2 separate regions of the Homo sapiens genome follow, and region 2 is linked to region 1. A link is a loop called in an ENCODE intact Hi-C map of the cell type or tissue named here. Cell type or tissue: PC-3. All regions are shown on one strand. Each heading gives the region's core, and the rest is flanking DNA. Links, peaks and the distances in the headings are about the cores only. Region 1 holds the start of LOC124900392 (a long non-coding RNA gene). Region 2 has its middle 33 kb from the start of SOX9.

The links. A loop is a pair of places that touch in the nucleus more often than their neighbours do. Peaks named below come from ENCODE experiments on the same cell type or tissue, not always from the same donor. Only the 100,000 strongest peaks of a DNase experiment are listed, where the experiment ranks them.
Region 2: it touches region 1 in a loop (2.6-fold over the local background); 2 of 110 quality-filtered maps call a loop at or near these places.

What each region holds. Positions count from the first base shown.
Region 1 is chr17:72,224,216-72,240,728 of GRCh38, reverse strand. It overlaps LOC124900392 (a long non-coding RNA gene), which reads left to right and starts at 3,409. Exons shown (of 2, transcript XR_007065892.1): 1 at 3,409-3,778. In PC-3, for the core only: no CTCF peak of the experiment used is centred there; no DNase peak of the experiment used is centred there.
Region 2 is chr17:72,145,435-72,161,947 of GRCh38, reverse strand. No RefSeq gene overlaps it. Among named protein-coding and RNA genes, the nearest start is that of SOX9, 33 kb to the right of the region's middle. In PC-3, for the core only: no CTCF peak of the experiment used is centred there; DNase peaks (open chromatin) are centred at 9,417 and 10,117; H3K4me3 peaks cover 1,732 bases; H3K27ac peaks cover 1,925 bases.

The DNA of each region.
Region 1 (16,513 bases), core at 4,943-12,942:
TAACTCCTCATTGTCATACACATTTATTGAGTTGTATTTCATGCATTCTTCCTACTTGACAACACGTGCCAGGAGGAGGTACTAAAGCCCTCAGAGATGAGATGAGAACACAAGACTGATGGGGCTAAATCACTTGCCCCAAGATCATGCAACTGACAGGTTTCACAAGAATTTTGGTTCTTCCCCTGACACTGGCTTCCAGTGATTCCCCACCCACTTTGGTAAACCCCACCTTTTGAGTGTGGGCTGGAGCCAGCAACTCCTAACAAATAGAAAGTGGCAAAGTGGTGGGGTGGCACTTCCAAGATCAGGATACACAAAGGCTGTGCCTCTCTCCCTCTCACTGTATCAGTCAGGGCTCGCAGAGAAACAGGATTAATATGGGGCGTGTATGAGATAGAGAGAGAGAGGGAGAGAAACAGAAACAGAAAGAGACACAGAGAGACACAGACAGAGACAGAGAGACATAGAGAAAGTAATAAGAGAAAGAGGGACAGACAGAGACAGAGAGACCATAGAGAGAGACACATAGAGAAAGAAACAAAGAGAAACAGAGGGATTGAGACAGAGAGGCAAAGAGACAGAAAGAGACAGAGACAGAGAGAGATACGGAAAGACACACGGAGACAGGAACAGAGACAGAGAAAGACATGGAGAGACAGAATGAAACAGAGAAATGCACACACAGAGAGACACAGAGAGACAAACAGAGACAGAAGCAGAGAGACACAGAGATATACAGAGACAGAGGTAACAAAGAGAGACAGACAGAAATGGAGAGAGAGAGAGATTGATTTATTTTAAGGAATTGGCACATGTGATTATAGAGGTCTGGTGAGTCCAAAATCTGATGGGGGAGGCCAGCAAGCCGGAGACCCCTGCAGGACTTGTGGTTACAGCGTGAACACAGTTTGCTGTCAGGACTCCCTCTTTCTCAGAGGAGGGCAATCTTTGTTCTACGCAGGCCTTCCACTGATTGGGCGAGGCCCACCCACACTGTGGCAAGTCATCTGCTTTACTCAAAGTCTGCCAAGGTAAATGTTAATCTCATTCAAAAAACACCTTCACAGAAACATTCAGCATAATGCTTTGGCCAAATGTCTGAGCACCATGGCCCAGCCAAGTTGACACATCAAATTAACCATCACCCTCCCTTGTTTGAAGGAAAGTCGATTAAAGGGTTGTGAGTTGCAGCGGAGAGGCCCATGTGATAGGGAACTGATGGAGCATCAGGCTAACAGCCAGGGAGGATCCGAGGCCCTCCATCCAACAGCCATGTGAGTGGGTTTGGAAGCTCACCCACCCTGACCCCACCCCAGCTGTGCCTTGAGATGACTGCAGCCTGTGAGGTTCACAGGGGCAGAGGACCCCACTACACTGCACCCAGATTCCTGACCCACAGAAACTATGAGATGCTAAATGTTTGTTATTTCAAGCTGTTAAGGTTTGGGGTCATTTGGACATTAGCAATAGACAGCTAACATGTATGCCTTGTGGCTTAAGCTGGCCCTGGGATTTTTCCCCAATGTTTTATCTTAAATATAGGTATGTGTGCCGGGTGCCTAGTGTAGAGAACTGGCTTGTGACCCATCCAGCATTCTAATGGGATGATGCAGTCAGTGATTGTATTAGTCTGTTTTCACACTGCTGATAAAGACATACCTGAGACTAGGCAATTTACAAAGGAAAGAGATTTACTGGACTTACAGTTCCATGTGGCTGGGGAGGCCTCACAATCGTGAAAGGCACATCTCACATGGTGGCAGACAAGAGAATCAATGCCAAGCCAAAGGAGTTTCCCTTTATAAAACCATCAGATCTCCTGAGACTTATTCACTACCACGAGAACAGTATGGGGGAAACCACCCCCATGATTCAGTTATCTCCTACGGGGTCCCTCCCACAACACGTGGGAATTCCAGATGAGATATGGGTGGGAATACAGCCAAACCATATCAGTGATTATTTTACCGCTCTCCCTCCCTGTTCTTATTTCTTCCTTGAACAGTTTTTATCCAGTTTCTAGATTAGGAAACTGAGTTTTGAAGTGACCAGTCCAGAATTGTGGAACGACATGCCTCCTGGTGCTGGAATCTGCACTTGGAGCTCCTCCACTCTGTGGATCAACAATCCTCACGTCAAAAGCACGACCTTCCTTCAGCAAGGAGGACATGATCACATTCCACATTGAAGTGGAGACTTATTGCATCTGGGGACGGAATTCGCTCTGCTGAGCCCAGCAGCAGGGCCCTCTCAGTAGGCAGTCCATCCATGTTAATAAATGTCTCACCTACCAGACAGCTTCAATAAGGTGAACTGTGCAGGAGGGGTCATGCTTGTCAGTTTAGTTTTACTGAGACATGGAGGGCCTGTCTGATGAGGCTCTGGGATTCAGCTGTTGTCCTGGAGGGAAGACAGACTGGCAGTTTCTTCCCCAAGACCTGGCCTCCTCCCTTCCCAGACACACTCTTATTTCATTTCCATTTTCGAAGTCCAGGGACTGCTGGGTTCACATCGCCCTGCGTGTGTATGTGTTGTATGTGCATGTATCGCACTCGTGTGTACAATTATGTATAATGTATGCGAGCTTTGTTCTATGTTAAAAAAAAAAAGTGCTTCCATAGCAGCTGTCTCAAATGCTGTCCCAATAGGTAAGCTGTGCAGGCATTATTTTCCCCGCTTTGCAGGTGGGTATAACTGAGTCTTAGAAGGTACCTGGTTCCCTCGAGGTTACCCTGTAAAGGAGGACTGCTTATCCTCAGCCACTAGGATTCCTGGTGGCTAATCCTCTGAGAGGCTGTGTCCTCCCGTTAGACGTCATATCTCTTTGCATCAACTGCAAAGAAATTCACAGGACTCAGGAGTTTCCTAGGGATTCTCAGAGTGTCAGAATTTCACCAAAGGAGGTAAATGGCAAAACAGCCCAAGCTTGGGCATCCCCCTGTTCCACAGGAAGGAAATGGAAGGCAAAGCAGAACAGTCCAAGGTCAAATTTGACAACATGAGGGAATCCAGGAAGCATTTGGGTCAGGCCCTTCACTTAACAAACGAACAATGTGAGCCTATATGGGGGAGTGGGTGCCCAGAGTCAGAAGCCAGGGCAAGATGGAGACGTGGGTCTGACACCTGTGTTCCTGCTCCTGAACCAGAGGTTCTGACGGTCTGAAGGAGCTGCAGACGCAGCTGTGTGTCTGTGCTGGTGATGAATCCCCTTCTGCTTCCTATTCCCTCTCCCCAGGAGCAGCTTCCCCCTTAAACTCAGCTGAGCCAGCAGGGTGAGCTCCTCCAGAGAGCCGGCTGTGTCAGTCTCCCCTTCCCACACCTGTGCCCCCTCTCCATCTCCGCCCCGGATTCTCAGAGGCTGCACCTGCCGCATTAGGTCTCTCTTCTTCTCCGGGGCCCCTCCTTCTCTCTTTTGATTCTGTCAGGACATGAGTAATGGGCCCTCTCCTTCAAAGAGGAAACAAGATTGATGACAGAAAAAAAGGCCAGTGAAGATCTCCTGCTCCAGCAGAAAACATGCTTGTTCCGTGTGGATTTATGAAGTGGTCACATCTCCCCTTCCAGATAAAGCTTGGCAGAGACTCGGCCACCCAGGGTCACATTTCCTCTGCAGCCAAGCGCAGAGGGAAGATTCTCCAATGTGGGTGTGCAAATAGGACCACCAGTGGGGAGCAGAGGCCGCTTTTCCAGACCAAGAGGAGTCTAGACTATCACTCACACATTCCCTGGTCATCTGGGGCCGCCAGAATTCTGAGAGTGCTTCAGTGGTCTGAAGGTGAGGGCTGTCTTCTTTTACGTTTTTTCGATTACAGGTAAAATCCTGCTCCAAGAAAATAGGATATTTCTTTTTTTTCATGTTGCTCTCCCTCTCTTCCTCCCTCCCTGCCTGCCTCCCTCCCTCCCTCCCTGCCTGCCTCCCTCCCTCCCTCCCTCCCTCCCTGCCTGCCTCCCTCCCTCCCTCCCTCCCTGCCTGCCTCCCTCCCTCCCTCCCTGCCTGCCTCCCTCCCTCCCTCCCTCCCTGCCTGCCTCCCTCCCTCCCTGCCTGCCTCCCTCCCTCCCTCCCTCCCTGCCTGCCTCCCTCCCTCCCTGCCTGCCTCCCTCCCTGCCCCCCCCCCCCCGCCTCCCTCCCTCCCGTCCTGCCTCCGTCCCGTCCTGCCTCCCTCCCTCCCTTCCTTCCTTCCTTCCCCAGGCTTCAGTGCAGTGACATGCCTGGCTAACTTTAAAAAAATGTTTTTGTCTGTGTGTGTGGAGATGGAGTCTCCCAATGTTGCCCCAACTGGTCTCAAACTCCTGGGCTCAAGCAATCCTCCCACCCTGGCCTCCCAAAAGTGCTCAGATTACAGACATCAGCCACCCTATCTGGCCAAAATGGGATATTTCTGCCCAATGAGGACATGTGTTCTCCTTCTGGATTTTTTCCCCGTATGATTACCTCTACCTGAAGATACTGTTGACAGATAAGATATAGGATGCTCAGGTGCATTCAAATTTCGAATAAACGACCATTTTTTTCTTTAGTAAAAGTATATTCCAAATACTATGTAGGACATGCTCATACTAAAATAACAAAAAGTATTCCTTTTTGCTAAATTGTGCAGCCTGACCTGAAGAATCATTTTGCTTGTATGTGTTTGTTCTTTGTTCTAATGATGAGTTTAAAAGCACTCTGGAGGAATAAATTCCTGAAACTCTGGAAGCTGAGGGCCTCCTTTTGTATTTCCTTTCTTGCTACTTGCCTTGGGCCCTGCTTGCCCTTGGCCATGCTTGACTCTTGGCCACTGAATTGGAGAGGCAAAAGGCAGGAGATTTGTAGAACAGTGGTTCTCAACTGGGGACAGTTTTGCCCTCGGGGACATGTGGCAATGTCTAGAGACATTTTTGCATGCACACACACAAATTACCTAGCCTCAAATATAAATAATGCTGCAGGTGGGAATCCCTGGAGTAAAGGAAGAAAATGCATATTTAAAATAAAGGGCCTGAGGCTCAACTACAAACCCACCACCTGAAAGTTCTCCCAAGTCCGCCGGGCAAGGTAGCTTATGCCTGTAATCCCAGCAGTTTGGGAGGCCAAGGCAGGTGGATCACCTGAGGTCGGGAGTTCGAGACCAGCCTGACCAACGTAGTGAAGCCCCATCTCTATTAAAAATACAAAATTAGGCGGGTGTGGTGGTGCATGTCCGTAGTCCCAGCTACTCGGGAGGCTGAGGCAGGAGAATCACTTGAACCTAGGAGGCAGAGGTTGAGCTGAGATGGCGCCACTGCACTTCAGCCCCGGCAAGAGCAAAACTCTGTCTAACAAAAACAAAAAACAAAAAACAAAAAAAAACCCCAAGTCATCAGGAATTGGCACAGACAGCTTGGAAACTGCAGTCTAGCCCCCTCCTCCACCCACAGCCCTGAGGCCCTGTAAGACCTTCCCTCCAATTTCCCCTTGAAGGCTGCCCCTGAGGTTAATTTTAACCATCTTTCATGCAGACAACAATGTTGGGGGATGGGCGGTCTCCGAGTGGTGCTTAGGCCCTCTTTTGCATCTTCCTGCCCTTCCCTGCCACCAGCCTTCCCTGGCAAGGCTCTGCGATGATCGTGGCAACAGCTTTCCAAGGCGCCCAGATGTGTCCTTTCTGCCCTGGTGGAGACTGAAGAAAACATGCCTCTTTGCTTGCTGTCCAATGGGAAATGTGAAAGCACTGAAGAGGCAACAACTATCAAGACCCACCTCTTCCCCCATGTCCTTTCTTCCACTGGCAGCCAGGGTCTCCAGAAAAGAGACTGGCAGAATCAGTATTCATTCCTGGGTTCCTACAGCAGGAGAAATAGACTGAAGGTTACCCCAACAAAGGAGAAATAAATGTTCATCTTCAGCAAACTACATCAGCTCTCCATACCCTAGAGTTCAGGGAGGTTTGCAAGCTCAGCTTTCCTGCATGCCCCTTCGTCCTTGTGTTTTCTCCTATGTACTCCTCAGCGGAGATGGCAGCGAGCTGAGCATCCCCCCCACTCAGTGGTCTGCTGAGGATGGAGGTATTGAAAACGACCCCATCAGCTTTTCCAAGAGCCCTCTGTGTGGTGTGGGAGAGCAAAATCCAGTCCTTTCTTTGGACTGAAGAACAAACCATCAAAACAAGACAGAGGCAAAAATAAGCAACAAAAAAGCGGGAGGCTTTTCCTTCTTAAGTAAAATCCTGGGACAAGTAACTTTGAACTTGTTTTTTGAACTAGAAGGGGTAAACAAAGTTCAAGTCTTACAGCTTAGATTTTGTTTCCCATAGTCTCTCACATTTTTATCTATGGCTGGAGAAGCAAAATAGTTTATTTTATGGGACCTGTGATTTTCCCTCCACCAAGTGACATGAGCCAGTGGCCGCCTGTTGGGTTGCAGTAGAGAAACTCCTCTTAGCAGCCCTGGCTCATCTCCTCCCTCCCCTGCTCTTTTTCTGTCTGCCCCTCACTTTGGCTCCCCAACTCCCCGCCCCACCCTTTCCAAAAGATTTATAGAGCCAAGTGGCTTGAGAACAAATGAGCAGACTTCAGGCTGATGTATTCTGCATACTAATGACAAGATACTGCTTCTGTACCTAGGGGCAAAGCCAGGTCAGGCCAGTTTAACCATAAACTTTATTTATGGGCTTATAACTTTGCAGCTGCGGTAGCTCTGCCCAATCTTCTGAGATCTGCCTCTCTCTATAGCTTCATACATATTTTTAAAACAAATTTGGTGGGGGTTGGGGAAGAGAGTGCTGGTAGCTCTCTCTTTATGATCTCCTGAGTAATTCTAGTAAGACGTTTAAGCCAAAGGGAAAAAAGGGGTCAGAGAAGGAAATAGTAATAGTAATGGTAGTAGTAGTAGAAGTCATCGAGTAGTAGTAATTCTTCCTCCCAGGGAAAAATAAAGCAATAATAATAATACTTCCCCCTAAGGCAGGCATTTATTCTATCTAGTACTTCTGAGTTTTCTACAAGTTAATCTTTAGAACCACCAATCTGGAATCTTGAATCACAAAATGAATTGCCTGCTTCAAAATGGCTCAAGACCCTTCCTTCCTGCCAAGGATCTTCTACATTTGAGCATCTTTAATTTATCAGTGAACTGGTCTCTCCAGTCCAGATAGTGTGAAGCTCAGAGCTCAGCACCTGCTTACCTTGCCTCCTTCAATCCTCACGGTGCCCCTCCTCCATTCTGGTTGTATGTTATAACCATGTTTGTGTAAGTCCGTGTAGCATGAGAAAGAGTCCATCCAGGATTGTAAGTTCAATGCCATGAAAATGGATTGATCTTGCTTGGCCTCTGTGTCATGGACTTAGCTCAAGGACAGAGGTGGTGTAGATAGCTTCAGTCATTCAATAAAGATGTATTGGTCACCTGCTATGGGCCAAGCACTGTGCTTGGTGTCAGGACACCAGAGTGAACAAGATAAAATAATCTCCTGTCTGGAATGAGTTTGAAGGATGTAGGCAAGTCCATTCCCACTGCTGAGAATGCATTTTAAAGCATGCATTGGAATGCTTGTGGCACCTGGCCCATCATTAGTAAACCATGCCAGATCTTTTCCAAGGTGAACAGCATTGGATGGGTGATTGGAGATCAGCCTTAGTATCATGGGGACTTGGGTCATAATCTCTGCCCATGCATGGAATAGTTAATCCATTTAACCTTTCTGCCCTTCAGCCTGCCCTTCAGAAAGGATCTAAGACATTAGTGGGTGAAGAGAGGGAAGAGTTTGTGAACACCTGTGACCTTCAACAAAAGCTTGAAAAAACAAGGTCACCATTATTGATTACCACTTTTCTCTGGTTCACATGTGGGCTGTGCCACTACTGGGGTCAGAAGTTGAATGAGGACATTCTTTGAAACTTGCTCAGAGCAAGTTTCCCCTCTGGGGAAGGAGTCTAGCCAAGTGGTCATGAGATGCCAGAGTCTTCTTCTCTGACTCTTAGGAACCTACTCTTTCTATTCTACATGGTTAGAGAGAAAGGATTAGGGCACAAGAACTTTGGGGACATGACAATAGCAAAGGAACTGTAGGCTGGTGGACAGGCCTTGTCTTGCCAGCTTGTGTGACCTTGGACAAATCACCTTACCTCTCTGAGCCTCGATATACAAATCTTTGAAATGGGTATAATAATAATTCCTGTCCTAGGTACCTTGCATGGTTGATATATTGTGAGGTCTATATAAATCTACCACAAAAATGCTACAAATAATTAGTTAAGTGCTCCAAAAATGTTAGTTTTTTTAAATGGCTACTTGAACAGTGGAAATCAGACACTGATGAGGATTTGTTATATAAATGAAAGGCATGAATAATTGAAGGGTTTGAAGGCTCCACAGCTTTTTAATCACACTCAACCAATGCCGGTGTATATAAATCTGTATAGAAATGATCATTTGTCTCACTGCAGTTTTTAATGGATTCATTGACTTTCCTTGTAGGGCAGGGGTATGTGAGTTCCCAGGAGAGCATAAGGTTCCTGTGGGCAGGAAGTAGGTCTGTCCCTTTGCTGATGTCCCTGTAACACCTGCTGCAGAGGGCTGTGTCCTCAACTGAAGTCACTCCCCTGGCTGACCAACTGATTGACTGACAGACTAGGGTTAGGGATAGACATTCACAGACATGGAAAGATGTTTTCTAGTATTGTAACGTCTATGATACTCCTTTGACATCCCTGGAGATGGGCATCTATACATGCTGACTGAATGAAAGCCAGGAGCTATACAGCATCTTGTGCTATTTGCTGGTGCTTGATGCAGCTGGAAGGTGTGATGTAGAGCAAGATTCTTCTTCCCCAGGACAGTTAGCATTGGTGTTGCTACTTCAAAACAAGGAGATCTTAAGGAAGTCATTTTGCTATCTGATTTGGTAGTTTGCAGAACTACAAAACAGGAACGCTAAAGGCTACCTTGGAGCTGTTGTGTGGATTGGTGTATTCTATAAAGACACTCGCACAGTGCCTGGAACATGATGGTGGTTAATATTATTTCCATATCGCTTTAGTACTGGTGCAGACACGACTCAAGACTACATTTGCTAAGTGTGAAAACGAGTGCGTGGTGTTATCTGACAGCTTTTTTTACGAGAAGGACCTTCCTTCCCATACATCTGCTGCTAGCCACATGGCCCATGCATCTGTGCCAGTTGTCCCTAGTTCTGTTTCCATAGCTCCTGAGGATGTTACTCCTGCACTTTAGCAGACCTCAGAGTAACTGTTTTTTCTTCTCTCTTACATAATTATTATTGTTATTCTTTTTTTGAGACGGAGTCTTGCCCTGTGGCCCAGGCTGAAGTACAGCAGCACAATCTCAGCTCACTGCAACCTCCTCTTCCTGGATTCAGGCGATTCTCGTGCCTCAGCCTCCCAAGTAGCTGGGATTACAGGTGTGAGCCATCGTGCCCAGCGCCATAATTTATTTCATATTTCATCTATCAAATATTTATTAAAAACCTCCTATGTTCCGGTTGCTATAATGGACATTGAGATACTTCTAGGCCAATAGTACTGAGCTTAGAACATAAACACAATGTAAAACAAACAAACAAACAAACAAACAAAAAGCCTACTTCTAAATTCAGCCAGAGAAATCTGGATAATAAGGAAGGTTACTATTGATTCCCCACCCACTTCCTCAAAAGAAGAGTTTCTAACCCATTGCTGAGGCTCCAGATGTTCTTATTCCTCTTTTAGAGGATGTTTTCTTTTCCAAAGTCCATGAGGAGAAGGAGATCGTAGAAAACAGGATCACAGAAAAGATGCTCTGCGATTTGAACTCTCAATTGGGGGTCATCAGGCTTTTTCTGTAAAGGCCCAGATAGATAGTAAGTGTTTTAGGCTTTGTGAATAACATGGTTTCTGTCGCAACTAGTCGAGTCTGACGTTACAGCATGAAGGCAACCACAGATAATATGTAAAAAAAAAGCATGACTGTGAACCAATAAAACTTTATTTACAAAACCAGGAAAACTACAAAATTCTGATTAAAAATACAAAAATGTAATAAGTGGAGAGATATTCTATGTTCATGGACTGGAAGACTTGATATTGTTTAGATATCATTTCTTCCTAACTTGTTCTGTACACTCACCACAATCCCAGTCAAAATCCCAGGCAGCTATTTTATAGAGAATGACAAACTGATTCTAAGGCTTATATGAAAGGGCCAAGGTAACATAATACTGAAGAAGAATAACAACAACATTGCAAGATTCACACTACCAGATATCTCACACTAAGGCTATACTAATCAAGACAGAGTGATATTGGTGAAAGAATAGACAAATAGATCAATGGAACAGAATAGAAAGCCCAGAAAGAGACCAACACAAACACAGTCAGTGGATCACTGACAAAGGAGCAAAGGCAATTCAACGGCGAAAGGATAATCTTTTCAACATATGATACTGGAGCAATTCGATATCCATATGGAAAAAAAAACTAGACACAAATCTTACACTTTACACAAAAATGAACTAAAAATGGACATGAGCCTAAACATAAAATGAAAAACTATAATATTTCTTGAAGAAAAAGTAACAGAAAATCTACATAACCTTGGGTCTGTGACAAGTTCTTATAACACCAATAGCACAATTGATGAAAGAAAAAATTGATGTCAGACTTTATTAAAATGGAAAACTTCTGCTATGCAAAATAGAATCACATAAAAGTGAAAAGACAAGCCACAGACTGGGAGAAAATGTTCACAAAACATATATCCAAAAAAGACATGTATCCAAAATACACAATCTACAAACAACTCAATTTAAAAATGGGTAAAAATTATGAACAGACTCTCACCAAAGAAGATACATAGATGGCAAACAGCATATGAAAAGATAATAAATATCATTTGTCATTAGGGAATTGCAAATTAAAACAATGAAATACCTGTTAAAATGACTAAAATTCAAAAACTAACAATACCAGCTTTTGTCAAGGATACAGAGCAACAGGGACTCTCATTCATTGCTGGTGGGAATGCAAAATGGTACAACCACTTTGGAATACAATTTGACCGTTTCTTATAAAACTAGTCTTGCCCTACAATCAAGCAATCACACTCCTAGATATTTGCCCAACTGGTTTGAAACACATGTCCACTCAAAATTCTGCATGTGAACTGAACATGGTGGCTCACGCCTGTAATTCCAGCAATTTGGGAGGCTGAGGTGGGTGGATCACTTGAGGTCAGGAGTTCAAGACCAACCTGGCCAACATGATGAAACCCTGTCTCTACTAAAAATACAAAAAAATTTAGCTGGGCATGGTGGCACATGCCTGTAATCCCAGATACTCAGGAGGCTGAGGCATGAGAATCACATGAACCCAGGAAGCTGACATTTCAGTGAGCCAGGATCGTGCCACTGCACTCCATCCAGCCTTGGTGACAGAGTGAAAATCTGTCTCAAAAACAAACTGCATCTGAATAGCAGTTTTATTCATAATTGTCAAAAGCAGGAAGTAACCAAGACATCCTTCAATAGGTACATGACTAAATAAACTGTGGTACATTTATACAATAGAATATTATTCAGCAATAAAAGAAATGAGGCATGAAGCCATTGAAAGACATGGATCGATCTTAAATGTATACTGCTAAGTGAAAGAAGTAAGTCTGAGAAACTACATGGGGTAAGATTCCAATTATATAACACACTGGAAAAGGCAAAATATAGGTCTCATTGCTCTGTCAGTTAAGAGAACCTAGAGTTGGTAAAGAGATTGTTGGTTGCCAGGGGTTCAGAGAAGAGAGAAGGATGAATAGGTGAAACACAGGGACTTCTTTAGGGCAGTGAAATGATTCTGCATAATATTGTAATGGTGAGTATAAGATATTAGGCATTCATTAGAACCCATAGAACTTTACAGCAGAAAAGTGCACCTTAATGTCTACAATGTTTTAAAAATATTATTTAAGAGTTTGAGGGATCCCAGGGTGGAATGCAGATGTGACAGAAGGATGTAGAAGTCTTACAAATGTATGAAAGAACATCAATGAATGAGGTCAGGGAATAAGGTACTGACCTAAGTAACTTTGAAAGTGAGTGAAGTCTGTAAGACTGAAAGAAAAAGGAGCTGTAGGCCTGGCACGGTGGCTCATGCCTGTAATCCCAGCATTTTGGGAGGCCAAGGCGGGCAGATCACTTGAGGTCAGGAGTTTGAGACCAGCCTGGCCAACATGGGGAAACCCTGTCTGTAACAAAAATACAAAAATTAGCCAGGCGTGGTGGCGCACACCTGTAATCCCAGCTAGTCGGGAGGCTGAGGCAGGAGAATCGCTTGAACCTGGGAGGCAGAAGTTGCAGTGAGTCAAGATCACACCACTGCACTCCAGCCTGGGTGACAGAGCGAGACTCCATCAAAAATAATAATAATTATTATTATAATAATACTAGAAAAAAAGGAGCTGTATACAAGCACTGTATTGGCATTTCTACCCACCCCCACACACACTTTTTTGTGGGGAAGATAAGGGTTAGCAATTCTGAAACCATTATGCATAAAGGCCAGAATTGGACAGTTCAGTGAATGGATCAAAGATTGTGGGAGCCAGGTTTTTCATTGCTAGAATGGGAGCTCACAGATAAGCAAGGGGAGGAGATGGGAATGATCTGTGTGCTAATGGATTCGAGTTGGAGACATAAGTACAAATCCATATTTAGCTTAATGTAGAAACAGATAATTACATGTAGAAATATTCATTGATCTGCATATATATACAGGTTAGCACACGTATATATGTCTCCTTGCTCTGTCAGTTGGAAGAATCTAGAAGCACTAACACTCCAGTAACAATGAGAACACCTAGTGCCTGGTCTTAGTTCCTAAAACCATTTGTCTATAGAAAGAACCAGGGCTCATATAGCTGACTCTACTGGAGCAGGAAATGCGCAAAACGAGCCAGGAGCCTCTCGTAGTGGCAGAAAGTAAGAAAATGCTCAAAAACCAACACCAAAACAAAATGAAATTTAAAAAAGCAAAACGATAAAACCCCCACATGCTGGGTGCGGTGGCTCATGCCTGTAATCCCAGCACTTTGGGAGGCCGAGGCGGGAGGATCACAAGTTCAGGAGATCGAGACCATTCTGGCTAACATGGTGAAACTCCATCTCTACTTAAAATACAAAAAAAATCAGCCAGACATGGTGGTGGGCACCTGTAGTCCCAGCTACTCAGGAGGCTGAGGCAGGAGAATGGCGTGAACCTGGGAGGCAGAGCTTGCAGTGAGCCAAGATCATGCCACTGCACTCAAGCCTGGGCGACAGAGCGAGACTCCATCTCAAAAAAAAAAAAAATAATTAAAATAAATAAAGTAATATTCCATATAACCCCCAAAATATAAAGTAAATACCCATGATTCATAATGATAAAGATAAATGACTGGGTAAACAAATGGAAGAGACCAGACACATCTGTGCAGAAGGATTCCAAATAATGTATGTAGCTACTCCACCCCTGAGAAGGTGGAGCGTAATTCCCCCCTCCTTAAGTGTGGGCTACACATAGTGACTTTCTTCCAAAAACTAGAGTATGGAAAGGGAGAAACAAAGTGCGAGAAACCCAGCAAACCCTACCTGAGCCAGGTTAATATCGATATCAATAAATCTCATTGATAGCATGGATGTTTTTTTTTTTAATGTCAACAAAGGACTTTCACATAGACATGTAGACAAGCACTTTTTTTTTTTTTTTTTTTTTTTTTGAGACAGACTCTTGCTCTGTCACCAGACTGGAGTGCAGTGGCACGATCTCAGCTCACTGCAACTTCTGCCTCCCAGGTTCAAGCAATTCTTGTGCCTCAGCCCTCCAAGTAGCTGGGATTACAGGTGCGCAACACCACACTCGGCTAATTTTTGTATTTTTAGTAGAGACGGGGTTTTGCCATGTTGGCCAGGCTGGTTTCGAATTCCTGACCTCAGGTGATTCACCTGCCCCGGCTTCCCAAAGTGATGGGATTACAGGCGTGAGCCACCACACCTGGCCAACAGCATGGACTCTTGATGTGATGAGAGTGGCACTTTCCATACTTACCTGGCAGGGGAGATACCATGATCACGAGAGTGGCACATTCCATCTGTGGTCTTCCTCCCCAAAGCTCATTATCCCAGTCTAATCAAGAAAAAAAAAAAAACCAAAAAACCAAAAACAAATCTCAATTGAGGAATCCTCAACAAAACGCCCCACTAGTATCCCTCAAAACTGTCAAAGTCATCAAAAACAAAGAAAGTCACTCTGAGAAGTTATCACAACCAAGAGGAGGCTAAGGACTTACTATGACTAAATGTAGTGTGGTGTCCAGGGTGAGGTCCTGGAATGCAAAAAGGATATTAGGGCATAATTGAGGAGATTTGAATAAAGTATGGTCTTTAGTTAACAATAATTGATCAATATTTGTTCCTTCATCGTGACAAATGTGCCACCATAATGCAAGATGTTAATAAAGAAAAAAAGGGTGTGGGGTATACAGAAAAATTCTGTATTCTAAATAATTTTGAAAACCTGAAATTGCTCTAAAATTAAAATTGTAATTAAAAAAAAATACAGGCAATAGGCTGAATTTGGCTCCTGGCTACAGTTTGCTGACTTTACCCGAGATCAATGTTTTCAAACCTGGCTGCTCATTTTACAAGCTTTATTTTATTTTATTTTATTTTATTTTATTTTATTTTATTTTAGACGGAGTCTCGCTCTGTTGCCAGGCTGCAGTGCAGTGGCATGATCTTGGCTCACTGCAAACTTGGACTTCCTGGTTCAAGTGATACTCCTGCCTCAGCCTCCCGAGTAGCTGGGATTACAGGCATGCACCACCACACCCAGCTAATTTTTGGATTTTTAGTAGAGACGGGGTTTCACCACGTTGGCCAGGATAGTCTCGATCTCCTGACCTCGTGATCCGCCCGCCTCGACCTCCCAAAGTGCTGGGATTACAGGCGTGAGCCATCGCGCCTGGCCACAAGCTTTATTTTTAAAATAGGTAATTTACATGTTTGAGAATAAAGACATCATGAAAGTTTTTTTCTGTTTTTTTTGTTTGTTTTTTGTTTTTGTTTTTTTTTTTTAGATAGGATCTTGCTCTGTCACCCAGGCTGGAATGCAGAAGCATGATCACAACTCACTGAAGCTTCCGTTGATCCGGGTTCAGTTGATCCTCCTACCTTAACCTCCCGAGTAGCTGGGACTACAGATGCATGCCACTATGACTGGCTGATTTATTTTTTTTTTTGGTCTTTCTGTAGAGGCAGGTTTTTGCCATGTTGCCCAGGTGGGTCTCAAACTCCTGAGCTCAAGCGATCTACCTGCCTCAGCCTCGCTAAGAGCTGGGATCATAGGCATGAGCCACTGCACCCGGCCCTATGAAAAGTCTTAATCTTACCCATTTGGAAAGTATTCCGTCACTCCTTGTTCCCTGTTGTCACTACTTGTATTATTTTTATTTTCTCCCTTTTTCTACATAAACCATAGTACCCTATAAACACTGTTCTACCTCTTGCTTTTTTTTTTTTCTTTTTCTTTTTTTGGTATGTATTCAGGAGATTTTTCAATATTAGCGCAGAGAAATCTTTCTCATTCTTTTTAACTGATGCATAGTATTCTAAGTTAAGAGTTTACTTAGCCAGGCTCCTATGAGGGTTGCCTCCAGTCTTTGCTATTACAAATTATTCTGTAGTGGACAATCTTACATGTCTGGAGTTAAAAGCTTGAGGAGGTCTGACTTTGATGTCTGCACTCCACTTCAAGTGAATTAAATCAGAAATTCTTAGGGTGGGTCCTAGGCAGCCTTATTTTATTTATTTATTTACTTTTAGATGAAGTCTCACTCCGTTGCCCAGGCTGGAGTGTAGTGGTGCGATCTCAGCTCACTGCAACTTCCATTTCCCGGGTTCAAACAATTCTCCTGCCTCAGTCTCCCAAGTAGCTGGAATTTCAGGTGCCCACCACCACACTCGGCTACTTTTTGTATTTTTAGTAGAGACGGGATTTCACCATGTTGGCCAGGCTAATCTCAAACTCCTGACCTCAGGTGATCCACCCGCCTAGGCCTCCCAAAGTGTTGGGATTACAGGCATGAGCCACCATGCCCAGTCGGCATCCTTATTTTTAAATAAGTCCTCCAATGAATCCTAACATGAATCCCAGACTGAGCAGCACTGCTACAGAACAAACACGTTCTGGAAGGTTAGCGGAAAATGGTTCTCAAGGCAGGCAACACATCAGATCACTGCAGCGCTAGATAAAAATCTATACAAATATCCATGTACAAGGCTCACCTCAGAAAAAACTGGATCATAATCAATGGGAGGAGTACCCAGTGTATTATTTTTTAAAGCTTCCTATGTGTTTCTAATGCACAATTAGGGTTAAGAACCATCAATCTAGGGCAGAAGTGCACCTTGTTAGAGGGAGAGCTGGAGAACTGCCTTTTCTTCCCCTGGATCTTCCAGTCCACTCTCTGTCTCTCTATCCCCTCCCTACACCTGCCTTGGAAAGTCGCTAGGAAGTAGACCCAGGACAG
Region 2 (16,513 bases), core at 5,532-13,531, 79 kb after region 1:
TAATCAATCACAGCCAGCTTCATGCTGATTTGTCATTTCACAATACTTTTTTTTTTTTTTTTTGACGGAGTCTCGCTCTGTCACCCAGCCTGGAGTACAGTGGCGTGATCTCGGTTCACTGCAAGCTCCACCTCCCAGGTTCACGCCATTCTGCTGCCTCAGCCTCCCAAGTAGCTGGGACTACAGGTGCCCACCACCATGCCTGGCTAATTTTTTTGTATTTTTTAGTAGAGACGGGTTTTCACTTTGTTAGCCAGGATGGTCTCGATCTCCTAACCTCGTGATCCGCCTGCCAGGGCCTCCCAAAGTGCTGGGTGGCGTGAGCTACCATGCCAGGCCTTCACAATCCATTTTAGTGGAGTCCTTCAGGAACCTACCACAAGCCTAACAGGGTTGATTGTTGAGATGCAATGAAACGTATTTGTCATACATGTCACAGACATCTTTTGTTGCTTTATTTGAATAGATCTAAAAACCAGAAGACTACCTTATTTGTTCAAGTAAACTCTGTTTAATTTTTTTCTAAGATGAGAAATTTCCATGCAAACTTATTCTATCCCCATATCCCAGCTTTTATGGTTGTTACCCTGGACTATACACAGCTGGCCTTGGAGATGCTCCTATGGAGAGATATCAATTTCTTCTACACAGGGAGCTCCTCCAGAGAGGAATAGTCAGTGGGTGAGGTGGCATGCAGCCTCTTATCTCGTCTGAGCTTCCAGCTCTCCTTCCCACAGCTAGGAACATTTGCCAGTGGATGAGGTATCTTGTATAAAGGGGCTTCTCCCTGGAATGAGTGATGATAGCATATCCTTTTTCCCACTGGCCTCTAACATAGCTATAGCCTGACACCAGGGAATTGATCTCTACAAAGCTTGGCTGAAAGGACCTGAGAAATATAGATCTTTAGATTATGCAAAAAGAGTAGTGAAGAGCTGATTTGGAAGAGGAGGGACAGAAGGGTTGATATTCCATTGGTGGTGAGGGTAGCCAGGTAATTACAGAGTGGCTGATGTTGCTAACTATCCTCGTTGACCAAAGAGCAAGTTAGAACTTGGCCCCAACTAGAAAGTACTAGCAAATGGATAACCCTGTTTGAAGCATATCTTTCTTCTCAAGGCATTTGTTGTTGTTGTTTTAGTTACGTCTTCAACCCTCACTGGATGGGTTGTCGAGTCTGGCTTTAGAGGTGAGAAATGAGGAATTTGAAATTTGCACATGTTTGGCTGGGTGCTGTGGCTCACGCCTGTGCTCCCAGCACTTTGGGAGGCCAAGGCGGGCGGATCACAAGGTCAGGAGATTGAGACCATCCTGGCTAACACGGTGAAACCCCGTCTCTACTAAAAATACAAAAAATTAGCCGGGTGTGGTGGCGGCCGTCTGTAGTCCCAGCTACTCGGGAGGCTGAGGCAGGAGAATGGCATGAACCTGGGAGGCGGAGCTTGCAGCGAGCCGAGATCGCATCACTGCACTCCAGCCTGGGAGACAGAGTGAGACTCCGTCTGAAAAAAAAAAAAAAAAAAAAAAAAATTTGCACGTTTGTATAACATAATTTTCATTTGCAAATTACTGTCACTTGATAGAGACTCTTTGAGTTCAGAATTGTGAATACACACGCAGTGCTTTTGATCTTCTCTGCCCCAAGGTGGACATTCTATAGGAGGTAAATTTATTCTTACAAATTAATATCAAAATAGTTGCTAATATTTATTGAGTTTTTACCCTTGCCAGACGTTGTTTTAAGCATATTATATGGGGATATTTTATCCTTCTAACCCTTTAAGACAACTATTATTATCAACCCTATTTTTAGATGAGAAAATAAAACCCAGAGAAGTTAAGAAGTTTCCCAGGGTCATACAGCTAAAAAGTGGCAGAACTTGTATTTGAACCCAAATAATATGGCCTATGACTCCCAACACTTTACTGTCCCTTTCGCCTGTGAAATGCACTGATTATGGCTCAACATGTGTTTCTCTTGAATAAGGTGAAGCGATTTCCTCTCTAAGGAGCAGTACTGGTTCTAGACATCAGTCTCCACCTTAGCTGGTGTTTTCTGCTTCTTTACGCGAGGAGAATGCCCCAAATCCTCAAGGCATCAGACTGGCTTCTGGATCTTTCTATTTTTTTCTAACTTATTTAAATGTAGCCCTTCCTAGTCTTTCTTCCACTTCCTGATGATGTCCACTGGGCCAACATTCCAAGGGCAGCAAAAAACTTTAGCCAGGGAGACCCAGTTGTTGTTGTTTTTCAACTTCCTTTGATCCTATTTTGTGGTTGACTTGGCGAAAGTCCACATCTGTCACCAATGGGCTTTAAAGCCCATATCGGATTTGACTTCAACACACCCAGTTCTAAGGCATCCATTTCCTTTCAATATTGGATGAATAAATGGGGTTTCTCTTATTCCACATTCATCTTTCTTGCTTTCTGTCTCTCTCTCTCCTCCCCCTCAATAATCCTTCAGACTCAGGAAGGACCTTAGCATGTTTCTGTTGCTGTGCAGCATATGTTGTGTTCTAATCCTTCCTGTGTTTGCTGTAGGTATGGCGGCTCTCCAAGACAAATTACTGATGTTGTTGAGGAGGTCAGCAGGGCATCTTTCTGATGGGGGATGGGGAGGAAGATGTCTCTGGCGATACACTCTTGGGGCCGCCTCCGCCTCTTGGCCTGACTGGTGCTTGTTTGACGCTGAAGTGCTAGACCTTGGGACCCCAAGCTGTGAGCTGGCAGAAAGGGAAGGAAGAGATGAGTTTTACCTACTGGTCTTGTCATTTGATGAAGGAGAAGCTTGTATGAGGCAGGCCTCGGGCAACAGATGTTGGTGGAGGATCTGCCAAGACTGGGTTGAGGCCGAGGGAGTGATGCATATGTTACTTGACAAGGGAGGATTAGGGAAACCATGAGGAAGCATGCCTGGGCCCTTCACACCGTGACACCTCGGGGAAGTGAATTATGAGGACAGAGCAGCACAGTCCACGCACACACAGGGGATGATGGGTTCAGGGCAGGCAGCTTGAATGATGCCTTTGCTTTTTTCTCCCCCACCAACGGCCCCCCCACTCCCCTGCTGGGACGATTGGCAGGCGTAGTGTGATGTTTTGTGTGAGTTGTGAAATCTAAAGCAGAACTCATTTGATGGAAGAGCTGCCTTCAGGGTTGTCTTCCGTTGTTCCGCTCTGTTAGTCTTCCCCGCCCATCTCCACATTGATAAGGGGTTCTAATGCCACGCCCAGTCCTTTTTCCTGGATTTTGCAAATAAAGTCGTATGGAAGGTAGCCAGAGGGTCCAACCATCCGTCTTTGTTGATGGCACAAGGGGGCATCTAGGGAAATGAAAACAATTCAATGGGCTCAGGCCCTCAAAAAAACCATGCAACAGGGACATTGGACATTTAAGACTGGGTTACATGAGAACCAGGTAACAAGTGGGAAGGAAATGGGTTAGATCCCACGGTTTCTTCTTTTTCCCTTTGTGTTGTGGTTTCTTGGGTCTCTGCATTCTCCTGGTGGAGCTAGAGGCAGCAGAAGATGCAAGCACTTGTCTGCCTCCCCCTATCTGTGAAATTGTGTGTGTAGGGTAGAGGGTGGTGGGGAGTGGTGAGTAAAAGAAAGAAAGAGATGATGGAGGCTGGGTGTGGTGGCTCATGCCTGTAATCCCAGCACTTTGGGAGGCTGAGGCAGGCAGATCACAAGGTCAAGAGATGGAGAACATCCTGGCCAACAGGGTGAAACCCGTCTCTACTAAAAACACAAAAGTTAGCTGGGCGTGGTGGCACACGCCTGTAGTCTCAGCTACTCAGGAGGCTGAGGTGGGAGAATGGCGTGAACCCTGGAGGCGGAGCTTGCAGTGAGCTGAGACCACGCCACTGCACTCCAGCCTAGGCGACAGAACAAGACTCCGTCTCAAAAAAAAAAAAAAAAAAAAAAAAAAGAGAGAGAGAGATGATGGAAGACTGGCCTAGGAAAGACACATTTTGGTAATGAAAAAAGGCTTTTGGAAATGATCCCAGGATCTCAGTTTCTTTTTTTGTGCTATCGCACGTCTGGAGGAGGCGTAAGAACAACCCTACTGAAGTCCATGGCTGAATTCAGTGACCTCTACTAGAAAAAGAGGTCAAGGTTTATTTCCATTAAACGAAGCAAGCCTCTCAACCAAGTCTTGGTTCCCTTCTGTAATTCCAACCTGTTTGGAATTGCTAGGGCTGTCATTGCAAAGTGTCACAGGCTGGATGGCTTAGATCATTTTCTCATTGTTCTGGAGGCTGAAAGTCTGAGATCAAGGGGTCTGCCATGATTTGTTTCTTTGGAGACCTCTCTCCATGATTTGTAGATGGCTGTCTTTTTTTTTTTTTTTTTTTTTTTTGAGACGGAGTTTCCCTCTTGTTGCCCCGGCTGGAGTGCAATGGTGCAATCTCGGCTCACCACAACCTCTACCTTCTGGGTTCAAGCGATTCTCCTGCCTCAGCCTGTCGAGTAGCTGGGGTTATAGGCATGTGCCACCACGCCTGGCTAATTTTGTATTTTTAGTTTCTCCATGTTGGTCAGGCTGATCTCGAACTCCCGACCTCAGGTGATCCCCCTGCTTTGGCCTCCCGAAGTGCTAGGATTACAGGCATGAGCCACTGTGCCCAGCCATGTAGATGGGTGTCTTTGCCTTGTGTTGTCCTCACACAGTCGTTCCTCTGTGTGTGTCTGCATCCTAATCTTTTCTTACTGTAAAGATAACAGTTATATTGGATTAGGGCCTACCCATAAGACTTCATTTTACTTTAATTACCTCTTTAAAGGCACTGTCTCCAAATACAATCACATTCTGAGATACCAGGGGTGAGGACTTCAGCATATGAAGTCACAGGGAAGGAGGGAATTTAGCCATGACAGAGGAGTCCACACTTAATTCTTTTTTTTTTTTTGAAACGGAGTTTCACTCTTTCGCCCAGGCTAGAGTACAATGGCTAGATCTTGGCTCACTGCAACCTCTGCCTTCCAGTTTCAAGCGATTCTCCTGCCTCAGCCTCCCGAGTAGCTGGGATTGCAGGCGACTGCCACCACGCCTGGCTGATTTTTGTATTTTTAGTAGAGGTGAGGTTTCACCATGCTGGCCAGGCTGGTCTCGAACTCCTCACCTCGTGACCCACCCGCCTCACCCTCCCAAAGTGCTGGGATTACAAGCATGAACCACCGCGCCCGGCACAAGCCTAATTCTTTATCCGCCATTCAGAGTTTAGCAGGGATCTGAGAGCTGGCTGAGAACAAGCCCCACGGGTAAGGAAAGCCAGGCTCAGGGGAGTTCAATAACTTGCCCAAGGACACAAAGGAAAAATCTGGAATTTCAACACAGGTCAGTGGGACTGCAGTGTTCACTCTGTTTCCATCACACAGAGAAAGAGAAAAGATGGAGGGAGTGTGAGGGTGGGATGTGAATCTGGAAGGAGCCATTTGGGCTAAAGGAGAAGCAGCGAGGCTGAGGATGCATGTGGATGGGACCTCAATTCCTGACTCATCCCTGACTGACAGTGACCGACACCATGCTGTCATTCCTGATGGCAGTCACTCTCACAGCCTGTGACTCTCCAGCCCCACGCCCCTCACCCATTTCTAGTTTGAAAACATGCCCAGCACTGCAAGGTAATAAACAAATCAAGTCTCTATAACATGCCTGTGCTTCTAATCCTTCCAAAGGATTTCAAACTTTCAAGGGTGCCGTATACAAGCAGCACTGAGTAATTATAAAAGTTCACAAAGTCTCTCTTCCATCACACACAGACACATATACATGAAAGTTTTTGTGATGGTTATTTTTTATAGTTTCAAATTTTGTAGTTTCTGGAAATTTCACATCTCTAGTGATTCTAAGTAGAAATGAATTGAGCTCTGGGGTTTATTTTAGCACATGGTTTATTTTAGTACCGAGTACTGAAGTATAAAGGGGGTCGACTTTGGTCTGGGCCATACCATGGGCCTAGGCAAATAACAGGGATCATCACCGCTATAGCATCTGCTATGCAATTGACACAAAAGTTAAGCATTTTGCTTATATTAAGCCATATAATCTTTCCCTTTGGGACACACTCTCTTTATTATCTTCATCATTTCCATGTTACAGATGAAGAAGCTATGGCCAGAGAGTCTGAGTAACTCCCCATGGTGCAGAGTTCCTGAGAGGAAGGGCTGGGGTTAGATCTGGGCAGTCTGTGTCCAAAATCCCCTATAGTTGAGAACCACTGGTCTGCACCCTTTGCCCTGATAGAGTACTGAGTACGGAGTCTGAGCAGTATGCCCTCCTGTGATTGAGACCTCTCTATTACATTCTCCTCTGAAGGTTTCTTCCCCCGAGACAGCAGGTCCGTCTTGAATTCTGCTAATCATACAACCAGGAAGCCTTAAGAATGGGGTTACAAGGCTTTGATCCCAATCCTGAGTTTTCAATGCTAGTACTGTTATTATTAATTAATAATAGTTATCACATGTGGGCGCAGTGGCTCACGCCTGTAATCCCAGCACTTTGGGAGACCGAGGCGGGTGGATCACGAGGTCAGGAGTTCGAGATTAGCCTGGCTAATATGGTGAAACCCCACCTCTACTAAAAATACAAAAATAATTAGCCGGGTGTGATGGCACGCACCTGTAGTCCCAGCTACTCGGGAGGCTGAGGCAGAAGAATCGCTTGAACCTGGGAGGTAGAAGTTGCAGTGAGCTGAGATCATGCCACTGCACTCCAGCTTGGGTGACAGCAAGACTCCATCTCAAAAAAAAAAAAAAAAAGTGATAATAGTTACCATTTATTTAGCATCTCCTTTGTTCTAGAACTTCTGTTAGGCATTTAAGATAAATTGACTTCTGTCTTCTCAATAACCCTGGGCATGATTATTATCTATTTTTTATATATATATATATGTGTGTGTGTGTGTGTGTGTGTATATATATGTGTGTGTGTATATATATACACACACACATATATATACACACACACACACACACACACATATACTTTTTTTTTTTGACAAGGTCTTGCTCTGCTGCCCAGGCCAGAGTGCAGTGACTCAATCATGGCTTACTGCAGCTTCAACCTTCTGGGCTCAAGCAATCCTCCCATCTCAGTCTCCTGAGTAGCTGGGACTACAGGTACATGTCACCACACCTGGCTAATTTTTTTATTTTTTGTAGAGACTATGTCTCCCTGTGTTGCTCAGGCTGGTCTTGGACTCCTGGGTTCAAGGGATCCCCTGCCTTGGCCTCCCAAAGTGCTGGGATTACAGGTGTGAGCCACCACACCCAGCCTATTATCTGTTATTATCTTCTGTTTACAGATAAGCAAAGGCATACATTATTGAATAATTTGCAATAGGGAAAAATTGGAAACAAACACGTGCAAATTGCAAATTTCTTACTCTTATATGAGTTTTTGTGCCCTTATATGAGTTTATTTTAGTCTAGATTCTGAGAACTTGAAGAATGCATATTTGAAATGACAAATATTGCCATGTTGCCCTACAAAGGACCATAGTTATTGACTCACCCACTGTTAGTGTATGGGGGCACCTGTCTTTCCACACTCTCTGCCATGCTGGGTAATGCCAATTTTTTTAAAGTTTTTGCGAGATATTTGGAACAGTGTTACCTAACTAATACAGTAAGCACTATGCATGTATGGCTATATAAGTTGATTAGAATGAAATAAAATAAAAAAATTCAGCTCCCCAGCCATACCAGTCAAATTCCAAATGTTTGATAACTGCACATTGCCCTAGAGGCGATCATATTAACAATGATCATACAGAGCATTTCTGCCATCACAGAAAGTTCTGCCAGACAGTGCTGCTCTTGCACAAAAAAATGAAATCTCATTGGTGTTTCATGCCTGTTCCCGATACTAGTAAGATTGATCAGCTTTTCATAGAATGATTATAGGAAACTCTTAGGCACACCTGCTATGTAACAAGCATTAATCTAAGTGCATGATGCAGGTAATCCACTTAATATATTGATTGACCTGTTGTTTGAATGCAGACAAGAAGGCTCAAGAAGTGAAAGGGAGTTTGAAGGTGCCCCGGAGAGAGGACTAACTGAGCCCGCAGGTCCCTGGGGAGGATTTGGAGCAATTGGTCTTTGATAGCAGAAGGGACTTGTTTTCCCCTGAAGCATCAGGGAAGGAGGAGGAGAAGATGACTAAAGTGGGGCTGCATCTGTAGGTTTAGTGGGGATGGCTTCCATCTTCTCTGTGAAATATAAGGCATGATCATCACCCGGAAGGGAAGGAACAGGGGACATTTCCAATGGGAGGGTCAAGGAAAGCAGAGGTAAACCATAACCACTCACTCATGACAGCAATGTAGTTATAGATCTGATTTTCTTTCAGCAACTATGCTGGCATTAAACTTACAGCAAGGTGTGCCCTCTGAGACTGAGTTTTCTCAGTGTGGAATGCTTAGCTTCTGAGAAGCTTAGATGAAAGCTCCTACGTAATGGCTGGGGGTGCTGCCCAACATTCAGTAGAGCCCCAGGAAGTTTCTGTTGAATGAATGAATGAAGTAGCTGTGTTTTTCTCCCCCCTTTTCCACTTTCTGCTCCCACCTCCAAGCAAATTAGTGTATGCGTCCTTTCAAATTTGGTCAAATACCTAAAACAATGTGAGCAAATCCTGGTAGAGTGAGCTTCAGCAAGTGCATGTCCTCTAACCAAAATTAAGAAACGTGCCACCAACATGGCACATGTATACATATGTAACAAACCTGCACATTGTGCACATGTACCCTAAAACTTAAAGTATAATAATAATAAAAAAAAAAAAAAAGAAAAGAAACGTGCCACCTAGCTCCCCAGGCAAGTAACCCTGTCCAGCCCAGCCCAAGGTCCCTGAGGGGGTCTGTCCTTTCTTTAGCTCTTAGCTAGTCCACAGCCATCCAGGCCGTTTCCTCTTTGTCTTGGCTTGGAGTTGAATGGACGTAGCCCTCCCTTCGGTTGGAGGTGTAAGCTGCAGTAATGTTGCCTTCCTGAGGTCTCTTCAGCCTCTGACCCCTGACAAGCAGGTAGAATGAACTTCTTTAGAGAATTATATGCACCTTGGAATCTTCATAATGAGTTCCCGACTAACCAATCAGAAAAGAAAATGCAGCTTGGGAAGTGAGGGTGAAGGGAATGGGAATGTCTCCTCAAGGATTTTCTCCCTGGGCCTAAAGTATTTACATTCAGATTTGCATATAATTTGCATATAATTTGTCTGGCTACAAAGCCTTTCTGTTGTTCAGATAATGTGTAAGCTGCAGTTTATTTCTACTGTGTCCTTCTCTGCCCCTGTCTTTCCTTACCTCATCTACTCAAATGTGTGGTAGAAATGTCAGGACTGTCAGGGACCAGTTTGGTGTTTGGGACAAGGGTAGGCTCTGGGTCACATTCTTTCTGTGTTAGCAATGCTGCATGATATTATGCATTTTATTGTTGCAAAACATTTTGGACAGCAAAAGAAACCAGAACGGGGCTGCCTGGAGTAGGGTTGGAAGCAATAAGTAGAGGAGTGAACTTGGCTCAATTAGAAAGGGGAGTAAGTCAGATAAACCAAAAAAAAAGGTGAAGTCTGGGAAAATTAATTAATAACCCTTGCTAACATTTTATTTAAAATGCTTACAGCATACCAGACATCGTTTTCAGCACTTTCAATGTATTATGTGTTTAATCATCATAACAGCCTTGGGAGGTGTGTAACAATTGTTACCTCCTTTTTATAGATGAGTAAACTGAAGCACACAGTGTAAGTAACTTGTCTAAGATTGTGCAGCTAGAAAATAGACAATCAGGATTTGAACTCGATCTTCAGAACCTGGAACTGTGCTTTAAACTAGTCTAGTGTGCTGTGTACAGAACAAGAAGGCATAGTTACAGAAGTGAGAGCGAGTGCCAGCTCTTAACTTTAGGCTGCAGGGATCAGATGCTCAGGCCAGTAAAGGGTTAGGGACAAAGTATCTGGATATCCATGGGGTGGAGAGGTGAAAAGAGGGTTTAGAGGCTGCGCCTACAGCACGAATGAGCTGTAGCTCTGCCGTCACCTCCTTCTGGCTTGGTCTGAAGCCACCCTTGTTTGCTCTTTCTCTTGGCTCTTGGGTTAGAGTTGACAGAGGACTCGCTTCAGGGTAAAAACTGGCCTCAGCCGGTGGCAGTGGCCTGGTGGCTGAACTTAAGCCTGCTGATGTGGATAAGCAGGAATACTTGGTCAGTGGCCAGGACTAAGAGGTCGGCAGGACAAACAATGGCAAGGATGAGTCACTGCTTTATAGTCAAACACAGAGGATCTGTCTTATCAGGGCCCGAGTGACCCACAGGAGAATGCTGCTTGCCGGAGAGAAGAGATGCTGCTTGGAATCTTTCCACAATGGGAAAAGGGAACAGAGGAGTCGCTGCTCCGTGGAAGCCTGGAAATTACTTGGTTTCTCTGTTTAGTCAAACTCTTCGTTTTCAGCATTGATCTGAAATGTAACTTTTCCCCTGGTTTTGATTCATTTTTAAAAAACATTGTATTTTGTTTATGGCGATGATGTTGACTGTTCCGGGATGAAAAGGAGCCAACAGCAGCTGGGAAGTGAAGGGGGATGTAGCTGAGAACAAACCTTGCAGGAGTGAAGGGGAGAAAAATAATTATGAAAGATGGCGTAGAGGCCGGTTAGTATTGGCTGAGACAGTGTGAGAAACTTCCTTGTGCTGGGGCAGTGTTGTCGAGGAGAGAGTGTTGTCATCTGAATTAATTTGCATGACAATAGGCTGAACCCTTATTATGCATAGGGATGCTAATGGGCACCAGCCACAGTGCATTTCCATGGGAAAAGCCTCTTCCTTTGAGGAGACAACCTCTTCCTCCTCCCCTTCCCCACCTCCCCTCCCCCTTCCTCCTCTCCCGACCTCTCCTCCTCCCCTCCTCTCTGTTCTCCCCTCCTCCCCTCCTCCTTTTCCATTTTTCTTCCCTCTTTTCCCTCTTCTCCCCCTCCTCCTTCTCACAGTGGAAGCCCCAGCCCCTCTCCTAGTGGAATATACCCTTGGGGTGGCCACTCTTAATGGGAAGGAGAAGGTTCTATGAGGTGGAAGGAATGAATGCTTTCCAAAACCTCTCCAGACCTCTTACGAAATGACCAAGGAGGAGGTGTGAGTGCGTGTAGTATAATCGAAAACAAATGGATCCCAAATATTGCCAACCTAGTTGTCATTGGAGATGTTGGGGGAGAAGCCACCGTGTGGGAGCAGGTGGGGCAGAAGATACCGAGGTTTAGGGTGAGAGTAGGGCCCAGGAAAAAGGGCAGAGACAGCCTTTATTCAAGGACTTTGAAAATGTGTTCGGTGCAAGCCGTTCTCTTGTAGTGTTTCCATTGCACGCCCTTGAAGAAAGACTTAAAACTTGGCACAGTGGGGCTGCTCTATCTCACTTCCAACACCACCACACTTGGGGAGGCCGGAGAATTCAAGGGCAGAGTCTGGATCCAGATTATCTGGGTTCAAATCCCATCTCTGCTGTTTACCAACTATCTGATACTGACTTTTTGACTTAACTTTTTGTTGCCCTAGTTTCTCCACAGGTAAAATTGAGATATTAGTGCCTTTTCCCCATCAGGCTGTTGTTTGGTTGAGACAAGGCATGCGAAGTGCCTAGAACATACCTGGCATGTTGTAGATACTCAAGGAATGTTAGCTATTACCATCTTCCTTTCTTCTCTAGATAGTTCTCCTTCCACTCCGTTGTCTCTTGTTCCTTTAGAAGATCTCTTCAAGTGTTAGGTGACTGATGGCTCTGACTAATCCCCCAAAGCCCTACATGCCTCTATCCCTGTTCCCCCTGCCCCCACCCCCCACCCCCCCATACAACCACCCTGCTGGTGGCAAAAGAAGTGAAGACCAGGCTTCGTGGGACTGGACCGCTCATGATCACATTGTGTCCTTGGGAAGGGTCTGTCCCTGCTTTGTCACACGGGAAGATAAAAGGTCAGCTGATGAACCTGATTGTACTGTGGGTGCTGGGAGTTCTCAGCAGCTTATCTATAAAATGCCTCATGGTATAAAGTGTTCTCTTTTGTCCAGAACAAGATTTGATTGTCAGAGATGAAATAACTGCCTCTTAAGTGATTTTGACTTGCTTAGCTTTGCCTCACGGTGTCACTGAGGAGGAGAGATAAAGACATCTCATTAATGGGGCTGCTGACCTACCCAGAGGCTTGAAGGGTGAGACTTGGGCACTTCAGCAGCAGTTCTCACACTTTTTTTTTAAAGCTCATGTTTGAGAAATATAAATATTTCTATATTATCATTTAATATCTCAAAATAGATATTTTCACTAAATGTAATTAAAACAGGTGATAATTCTAAATTTTCTTTTTATAAGGCCTTGATTTGAGGGTGTGATGAGGACCAATCAACAGTCTGGTATTAACTCATAAAGCTCTAGCGTGATACCTGTGTCAGAGGCGTTTGAATCAGAGCAACTCCATCTTGAATGGGAGCTGGGTAAAATAAGGCTGAAATCTACTGGGCTGCTTCTGAGGCAGTTAGCCATTCTAAGTCACACGATGAGATAGGAGGTCAGCACAAGACACAGGTCATAAAGATCTTGCTGTTAAAACAGGTTGCAGTAAAGAAGCTGGCAAAACCCACCAAAATCAAGACGGTGAGGAGAGTGACCTCTGGTCATCCTCACTGCTACACGCCCGCCACCACCATGACAGTTTACAAATGCCATGGCAACGTCAGGAAGTTACCCTGTATGGTCTAAAAAGGAGAGGCATGGATAATCCACCTCTCATTTAGCATATCATCAAGAAATAACCATAAAAATGGGCAGCTGGGTGCAGTGGCTCACGCTTGTAATCCCAGCACTTTGGGAGGCTGAGGCGGGTAGATCACGAGGTCAGGAGTTTGAGACCAGCCTGGCCAACATGGTGAAACCCCGTCTCTACTAAAAATACAAAAATCAACTGGGCATGGTGGTGCACACCTGTAATCCCAGCTACTCAGGAGGCTGAGGGAGGAGAATCGCTTGAACCCGGGAGGTGGAGGTTGCAGTGAGCCGAGATCGCACCACTGCACTCCAGCCTGGGCGATAGAGCTAGACTTCATCTCAAAAAAAAAAAAAAAAAAAAAAAAAAAAAAAAAAAAAAAAGCCAACCATCGGCCTTCAGGGCTGCTCTGTCTATGGAATAGCTATTCTTTTATTCTTTTACTTTCATAATAAACTTGCTTTCACTTTACTCTGTGGACTCACCCTGAATTCTTTCTTGTGCAAGATCCAAGAACCCTCTCTTGGTGTCTGGATTGGGACCCCTTTTCGATAACACCTGGTTGGTACCCATGACAGGGTGGAGGGATTTGAGGCAGATATCAAGCTTCTTTACCCTTGTGCTTAGGATGGCTGCCATATCTTACAAACCTTTTTTGACTGTTCAATGCTATTAATAGAAGGGTGTTAATGTGAGGGAACATCTTCAGGGGAAGATCATTTGAGTTCTACTTTACCATGGTCCTACTTAGCACTTTAATTTAAAAAAAATTAGATGAAGTCATAAAAGAAATGCTTCTGAAATGTGTTGATGATCAACAGTTATACAGGATAACCAATATTGATAGTATTACCAATAAGAATTAAAAATGATCTGAAGAGTCTGGTAGCCAGGCATCAAAACAAGCCAAATGAAATTCAATGGGGTCAAAAGTGAAGTCCTGAGATTTTTAGTTTCAAAAATCCATTGCACAAAGATCATGATGACGAAGAACAACAAACGTGGAAACAGTTTTGATGGGAATAAAGCAGGATGTTTGGGTTAATGACAAGTTCAGTAAGAACTGAAGGTATTGAGAAAGCAGCGAGGAATACTGACTCCAATCTTCTGGTTAATTAACAAAGACATGTGGCATCTCCACTTTAAAAAGAGACTCTTTCCCACACCTTCATTTGCAACCTTGTTGTTTGGAATTTGGAATGTATTTTTTTTCCCCTAGAAACACTGTTTTAAATGAACCAGGCTTTGATAAAGCTTCAGCTAAAATCTAGCAGAACAACGGTACAGTAAAAATAATCACTTTGATTCCAATTTGCAGACAGAAGGACAACCCAGGTCTCATTACCTCCAGGCTGTATAGGTGGTTTGCTCTTAGTTTCCCCAGACCCTGCTCCTCAGCAATCAGACTCCTTTTCATGCAGCATGTCCCTCTCGTTCCTACACAGCTGGCTGTGGGCAGCAGGAAAGGGGGTTACCAGAGCTGCCACCGCGAAGAAAGATCAAGAGTGTGAAGCAGGAGATAGCAAAATTCAAACATCGCGCAGGCTCCATTTTGGGAAAAGCCTTTCTTAATTGATTTATTCAATGCCTAGAATAGTAACCCCAGGTAAAACGTTATTATGTGGAGCTATATATTAGGTTGGTGTAGAAGTAATGGGAAAAACCGCAATTACTTTCCCTCACAGAAGGCTCAAGGCCTAGACTGCATTCTGCGGGCATTTCAGGACTTGACAATTTTTTTCTGTATTTTTCAGAGAACTTTGTTAGATCTCACTGCTCATATTGTCATTTCCAGACAAAGGGAGAGAAACTGTAGCAACCTCATGGGGGTTTCCAGTTTTTAGATGGTTAAAAATTTCTTTTTAATCAGGAAATTTCAGTGTGGCTTATTTTATTTTCTCCTCTTTCTTCTCCTCCTTGTCCTCCTTCTTCTTCTTCTCCTCCTTCTTCCTTCTTCCTTCCTTCTTCCTTTTCCTTCCTTCCTTCCCTCCTCCTCCTCCTCCTTCTTCTTCTTCTTCTTCTTCTTCTTCTTCTGCTTCTGCTTCTGCTTCTTCTCCTCCTCCTCCTCCTCCTCCTCCTTCTTCTTCTTCTTCTTCTTCTTCTTCTTCTTCTTCTTCCCCTCCTCCTCTTCCTCCTTCTTCTTCTTCTCCTCCTCCTCCTTTTCCTTCTTCTTCTTCTTCTTCTCCTTCTCCTCCTCCTCCTCCTCCTCCTCCTCCTCCTCCTCCTTCTTCTTCTTCTTCTTCTTCTTCTTCTTCTTCTTCTTCTTCTTCTTCTTCTCCTTCTCCTTCTCCTTCTCCTTCTCCTTCTCCTTCTTCTTCTTCTTCTTCTTCTTCTCCTTCTCCTTCTCCTTCTCCTTCTCCTTCTCCTTCTCCTTCTCCTTCTTCTTCTTCTTCTTCTTCTTCTTCTTCTTCTTCTTCTTCCCCTCCTCCTCTTCCTCCTCCTTCTTCTTCTCCTCCTCCTTTTCCTTCTTCTTCTCCTCCTCCTCCTCCTTTTCCTTCTTCTTCTTCTTCTTATTTTTTACTTTCTATTTCTCCACACATCTCAGTTTTGAATATGGTTAAAATAATGATGTGTCACTAATGAGGTCATCTCATAATAAGAACCCTTGGCTTGGGTACAGGGAAGTTGAAGTATTTCCATCAACTCTCCCAATCTTGCCAGGATGAACCAGATGAAAGCTAGCTGGGCAAGAGTCCTGACCCGTCTTGGAGCATCGTGTTTTCCTTCTGAATCTTTGGAAGTAGTAGGAATCTTAGCAATTAGGAAATAAAGCATTCTACCAAAGTTTCATATTGCCCCAATGACATTTACAAAGTGACAAAAAAAAAGCGGGGGGTTGGGGCTACTCTTTATTCTGGTTGCACATGCAAATAAAATAAAATACTGATCATTATCACAGAAGGCTCAGTCTCATGAGAGAGGCAGGTATGAGAAAAGATGATTGCAATGTAATGTGGTAAACGGTAGGAGGAGAGAATAAGAAAGTGGTCTGAGAGTGCAGTGGAGAGGCTGACACAGCCCAGGAGGAGGGAAGGCTTACTCTCAGCTAAGGCTTAGAGGATGAGTAAGCAGGAGTACCCAGGAGAAGAGATCAGAGGATCAGCACAGAGGATCACTCATGTGCAGCCACAGCTAGGGGAGATACAGCAAGGAGCATCAAGGGGTACAGCGTTGCTTTCTCCTTAAAGAGCAAAGAAAGGAGAGGCAAGAGATAAAGCTCTTCAGAGTAGAGAAAGACCATATAACCAAGAACTTTCCAGGCTGGATTAAAAAGATTGGACTTTATTCTATAAGCAAGGGGGAGGCTTTGAAATATTTTAACCTGGGAGATTGGTACAATCAGGATTGTTTTAGATTGATCACTCACTGGACAAAATGGAGTATGAAGTAGACAAGTGTAACCCTTGAGTTGGTGAAACCCATAAGAAGGATGATGCAATAATCTAGGAGAAAGGATTTCTAACTAGGACGGTGGTTGCAGGGAAGAGGGGTACGGGTTAAAGGAATGTTTGGTACGTAAAATCAGGAGGCCTTGGGGATTGATTGTAAAGGCATGGGAGTAGGGAGAGTTGAGGATGCTTTGAGAATTTTTAACTGGATGGTGTTGAGACCCCTCACTCTAACAGAAAATAAAGACTTGGGGGACAAGATGACTTCAGTCTTGGACAAGTTGAAAAACTGTATGCAGATGAAGCTATCTAGCCAGTGTGTCTATTTGTTTGACTACACCTCCGTGTCCTCATTAACATATTAGTGGTTATG